Regions from separate parts of the Homo sapiens genome. Here region 2 is linked to region 1. Evidence: chromatin contacts called from ENCODE Hi-C data. All regions are on one chromosome and are shown on one strand. The core of a region is the stretch at or near the end of the contact, and the rest is flanking DNA. Distances in the headings are between cores, read along the strand shown.

Evidence for each region. A loop is a pair of places that touch in the nucleus more often than their neighbours do. Pooled maps may share reads with other maps.
Region 2: a loop to region 1 is called in a pooled map, with 7 times the contacts of the local background. The contact joins the promoter of MRPL30 here to the promoter of ZNF2 in region 1. A Hi-C loop is called at or near these places in 4 of 50 pooled maps.

Annotation. Positions count from the first base shown.
Region 1 is chr2:95,164,454-95,167,153 of GRCh38, reverse strand. ZNF2 (zinc finger protein 2) reads right to left here and starts at 1,345. Exons shown (of 5, transcript NM_021088.4): 1 at 1,294-1,345. RefSeq lists enhancers at 1,229-1,658, 1,086-1,720, 1,721-2,357.
Region 2 is chr2:99,179,897-99,182,596 of GRCh38, reverse strand. MRPL30 (mitochondrial ribosomal protein L30) reads right to left here and starts at 1,413. Exons shown (of 6, transcript NM_145212.4): 1 at 1,348-1,413. MITD1 (microtubule interacting and trafficking domain containing 1) reads left to right here and starts at 1,539. Exons shown (of 7, transcript NM_138798.3): 1 at 1,539-1,766. The coding sequence starts at 1,616. RefSeq lists a silencer at 1,032-1,204 and enhancers at 1,422-1,471, 1,492-1,721, 1,732-1,871.

The DNA.
Region 1 (2,700 bases), core at 96-2,595:
ACTGCTATGATACTGCACTAGCTTTTCTTCCAACCACTAAAATTGCTGTCTTTCTGTGACTCTTTTTCCCCACTTTTGCCCTGGAAACATGGATGCTGCCCATAGCTCAGTCTTTGTACTTTCTTCGTTTTTGCCATCCCTCAGAAAGTCCATCCACATTCAGGGCTCCATTTTCAAACTCTACAGATGTCCATGTCCTGTAATTGTATTGTAATTTTACAATACAACTGTATTGCATTCTTCCAGACTCATCCTGCATTTCCAAATGACTGCAAACCTTAAATCAGGCGTTCCACCATCACCTCAAAACTATCTTCCTTTAGGCAATTCCACACATCAACGCCTCTTCCTGGCTTTACATTTGTATCAGATGTTTTATTGTTCTCCCAGGTGTCCCAAATTCAAACTCTTACCTCACTCTCTTTCCTCCCAAATCTAGTCACCAGGCCCTTTTGACTCTTCTTTTGCAGTGTCATCTGTATCCTTCCCTTTCACTACCACCACCATAATTCAAGTCCACAACATCTTACTCCAAAACTACCATACATTCCTAAGTAGCTCTCTGCTACTGGTCCTTTCCCCTCTCTAGTCCTGAATGTGACCTCTAGAATAACTGTCTCCAAATAGTTTCATTCGTGTCAGTCCCTGGATCACACCTATATAAGCCACCTTGCCTACTGAGTCTTGTCCTGATTCTCTGAGTCCCGGGCCCTGGCTCCCAGCGTACCTTTTCTTCAACCTTGTCTACCACTGTTCCTGCATTTCTGTAAAAACTATCTCCAGCTCAAATCTGCCTAACGCTTAGCTGCTTCTTTCGTGGTTTTTGTTTTGTTGTTGTTGTTTTTCTTTCACGTCAAATCCCACCTCCTCCATGAAGCCCTCCAGCACTCGTGCGGAGGCCCAGGGCAGGGAGCTAAATGAGGCAATCTGAGGCGCTGTCTGGCAAAGACGGAGCGGCAGCATCCTAGATTTGGTGTCAATTCCACCCACGTTCATTAAGCACCCATTATGGGAAGAAGAAACGGGAGAGGCGGAGGAAGACTCCAAACCTCCAACCTTAAAGTCCGGGACCGACATACAATGGGTGCCCAGACCCCACGGGACACACGCACACACGGGGGTGGATGCACAACTTTCCGTCCGCACCGAGACGTCGCGACACACGCTCTGCAGGCTGGCCTCGCCCGTGTCACCCCGTTTTGCTCCCACAGCACCTCCCCAAAGTTCTCATGTCCCCTCTCTCGGCTGCTGCGCTCACTCCGCTCCTTGAAGACACACACCCACAACCCTCACCTCCGGCACAGAGTGCTCGGGACCCGGGAAGACGGCGCCTCTTCAGGTCGGGAAACCAACGCGCCTGCGCACAGGGTCCTGGCGACTGCGCTCCCAATCAATGCGGGGCCTTCGCAAGGACTTCATCTCCCAGAAGTCTCGGCGTCCGGTGCGCTTTAATATGACGTCCGAAAATGTGTGCAAACGCCGGCTTCCCGTGGCTGAACAGGATCCAAAATGGCAGCGCTGTCGCCTTAGCTGGGAGAGCGAGCCGTTGTGGCTGTTTGGGAGACTTATGGTCACCCTGAAGTACTGCCTGCCTCTAGTGTCGCGTCCCTCCAGTATCCGATGGGAGCGCCGTCCGCAGGGAATGTGTCTCTCTGATCATGGTGCCTCGTGTCCAGCTCTGGGGAAGACCGAGACGAAATCGAGTCAGCTGGCGTTGGGAGAGGGCTTATTTCCGCTTCCGCTTGCCCACTTTCAGGAATTTGATTCTGAGAGCAGGGCTGCGGTTCCAGGCAGGGTTTGTACACATATTTGCGTTGGAAGGAGAGAGGAGCCTAGGACACATATGTATTAACTGTGCAGCTGGTCCGACTCCCGACAGCTTCAGCGCACACCAGCCAGCCTTGGAGTTGCTGGAACGGCCCTGGCTGCAAGCTGGAATCACCCGGAGAGCTTTCGACATTGATGCCTGAGGCCCAGCTGTGGAGCGACAGTTTGAAAAGAGCTGCAGGTGACTCTAATGTGCAGCTAAAGCTAGGAACCACTGAGCTACATCTCAGGGAAGACTGAAAATTACAAAGAATATGATAAAATCTTACTTCAGGAACAAAGCTACGTTTTTCCAGGTTAATTTATTAGTGGTTTGGGTTTTTTTTAAGTTTTTGTGGGTACACAGTAGGTGTGAACATTTATGGGCCACCTGAGATATTTTGACACAGGCATGCAATAAGTAATAATCTCATCAGGACAAATGGGATATCCATCACCTCAAGCATTTGTCCTTTGTGTTACAAACGATCCAGTTATATTCTTTTAGTTACTTTAAAATATACAATATTATTGGCTGTAATTACTCTGATGTGCTATCAAATACTAGTTATACTATTTCTTATTCTATTTTTTGTACCCATTAACTATCCCCACTTCCCCACCCCGCCAACCCTTCCCAGTCTGTTAACCATCCTTCTACTCTCCATCTCCATAAGACTACACTTTCATTCAAAAAATCCAAATTGCTCACCATAAGCAAGGCACAGTTACAAATATGAGTAAGTTACTGCCCCAAATGAACTCTTGGTCCAATGGAAAAAATCAGAATGTAAAATCACAATAGAGGCAGTATGTTCTATAATTATGTCACATTCAACATACTATGAGAGTACAATGGAGGAAGCTATTAACTATGGCCGGGAAAGGTGGGAA
Region 2 (2,700 bases), core at 164-2,663, 4.0 Mb before region 1:
TTGACTCAAAGAATACGTTTATTTTATCTTATTTATTTTTTTGAGACGGAGTCTCGCTCTGTCGCCCAGGCTGGAGTGCAGTGGCACGATCTGGGTTCACTGCAAGCTCCGCCTCCCGGGTTCACGCCATTCTCCTGCCTCGGCCTCCCCAGTAGCTGGGACTACAGGCGCCCGCCCGGACGCCCGGCTAATTTTTTGTATTTTTAGTAGAGACGGGGTTTCACCGTGTTAGCCAGGATGGTCTCGATCTCCTGACCTCGTGATCCTCCCGCCTCGGCCTCCGAAAGTGCTGAGATTACAGGCGTGAGCCACCACGCCCGGCAAGGAATACGTTTTAATAAAGTAAAAGTTACTGTTAATAATTAGGCACGTAACTCCTGGACCCTGAAACAATTACGCTGTCTTCTGTAAAACAGGAAAATATCAGGCATCACAGGAGAAGTATGATCCCATTTCTATTTTTTTAAATGTCTGTGAACGTGTGTAATCACAGAAAAACTCTGGAAGGTTGTCAGAAAAACGTTAACATACCCCTGGGGGTATGAAAAAAGGCGTTTTTCCTCCCCCTTCTCCCCCCCAGCGACCGATAGTTCTTTTGTCTTTTTACAATGAGCATGCATGCAACAGGAATGTTAAAAATCGATTTCTTTTTCTAAACCGACAATGTATACAATTATTAAAGGGGGAAAAACACTTCTGAAATGCAAAACATGGAATCACTCTTGCAGAGATACCAGAGATCTCTGAAAGCTGGAAGCGTGTCTCTTCTCTGAACTCCTAGTGCCTAACAAGCAGTAGGCAGCCCTCATTACTGCCTCTTGGCAAAAAGGGCAGAACAAACAGCTTTTGGTAGGTCTCGATCAAAATGGTAACAAATCACAGTTTTAATAAAATGGCAAATATTCTAACTGCCAACTCTTGGATGTTTGCATTATAAAATGAAGCAATACAAAGATAAAGGCAATTTTCTGTCTTCATTAAAAAAAAAAAAAAGCAACCTTAATACCCAGTGGCAACCCTAAGTTATGAATAAAGCAGCAGCACAGAAAATGCTGCTTGGGTTCCCTTTCCCAAGCTGTCCAGCCTCGGCGGCTCCGTTCTTGAGCTCCAAGAGTCTGGGCACAAAAAGCCGCGTGGCCCTGGATCCTGCAAATTGGGAAACGGGGGGATCCTGCAGGCCAATGGCCTTACGGGAGCCAATGTGACGGGATCAGGGGCAGACCCATTTAGGTTGCCGTAACCGGCCAATTCAGTACGCAATAGGGAAAATCAATTAGGATCTGCAGAGGGTTCCCGGATACACCTTGCGAAGAATGCCGCACTCTCCGCCACTCATTCCCCACTCACCGGCACCCGCTAAACCTTCAGCCTGAAATTTTCCTCCGAAGGGAAGCAGAGCAGAGGAAGAACTACCAAGTGCTACACTCAAAGCCTGCCGTCGCAGTGAGCGCGACCTCCAAACTGAGGCATTTTTGTTCCGGCGAAATCCCTCCCACTCAGGAAAGTCCCTAGAAAGAGAGCGCAGGCGCCTGGGTATCACATGACCACTTCCCGGAAGCGCAGCAGACCCGCTCAACTTCATCCTGGGTTGAGGCGGAGGAGAACTTCCAGAATTATGGCGAAGTCCGGGCTGAGGCAGGACCCGCAGAGCACAGCTGCAGCCACTGTGCTAAAGCGGGCAGTAGAACTAGATTCGGAGTCGCGGTATCCGCAGGCTCTGGTGTGTTACCAAGAGGGGATTGATCTGCTCCTGCAGGTTCTGAAAGGTGAGCAATGAGCCAAGGCGGGGAGGACCTGAGGAAAAGGAGCTGGTTCCTGCTGTGTCTGGGGTGAAGTGAAAGAGTTAAAAATGATTTTTCCACACCACGAAGAAGCAGTTAAATACAGAAGGTGGGATATTCTATAGGACAACTGGGCCGCTTTCTTTTAGATCTTTAATAGATTGATGTTACCTAGAAAAGGTGGGGAGGCTACTAGTCTAGATTTTAAAAGACTTAAGAGATATAAGATATAACGCAATGTAATATATAAGCTTTGATAGGACCTGGGTTTGTACGAACTTTAAAAGACATTTTTGGATCTATTAGAAAAGTTTGAATATAGATTGGGGGGCATTAAAATTATTTTCTTAGGCAATATGATTTTTTTTCCAAAACTTTCCTTAATTTTTAGAGATGCAGACCAAAGTGTTTTAGAAAGAGATGCTATGATGTCTTTAGTTAATTTTCCTTAAGCAAAAATTTCTTAAAAATCGAAGCTCTATTTGAGCAAAAATGCTAATTTTAAAAATTTCGGTGATGGGTAATAAGGGTGTTTATTATACGATTATTTTTAATTTTCTGTTTAAACATTTGCATTTAAAGCAAGCCAAAGTAAAATTATGTAGCGGTAGAAGAAGAAAAGTTTTTCTTAAACGGATGAGGTTCGGTGTGAGAAATGCGCAGGGTTGTGGAGGAGACAAGTGAGACTTTTCGTATTATTCAATGTTGAGAAATACCCAAATATTCCTTAACACCCAGCACAACCCTGGCTCACAGTAGACACTCAATATTTATGTATTAAATTGATAAGATCAGCTCCTGCTCCCCAACCCCCGACACTCCCGGTCTGGACTAAGCTCCCTCTGTTCTTTCTAGTTTAAGCTTCTTATAATTAAAGTGTTACAGAAGCTTTGGGGCAGCAGAGGGGAGCCCTTTATGG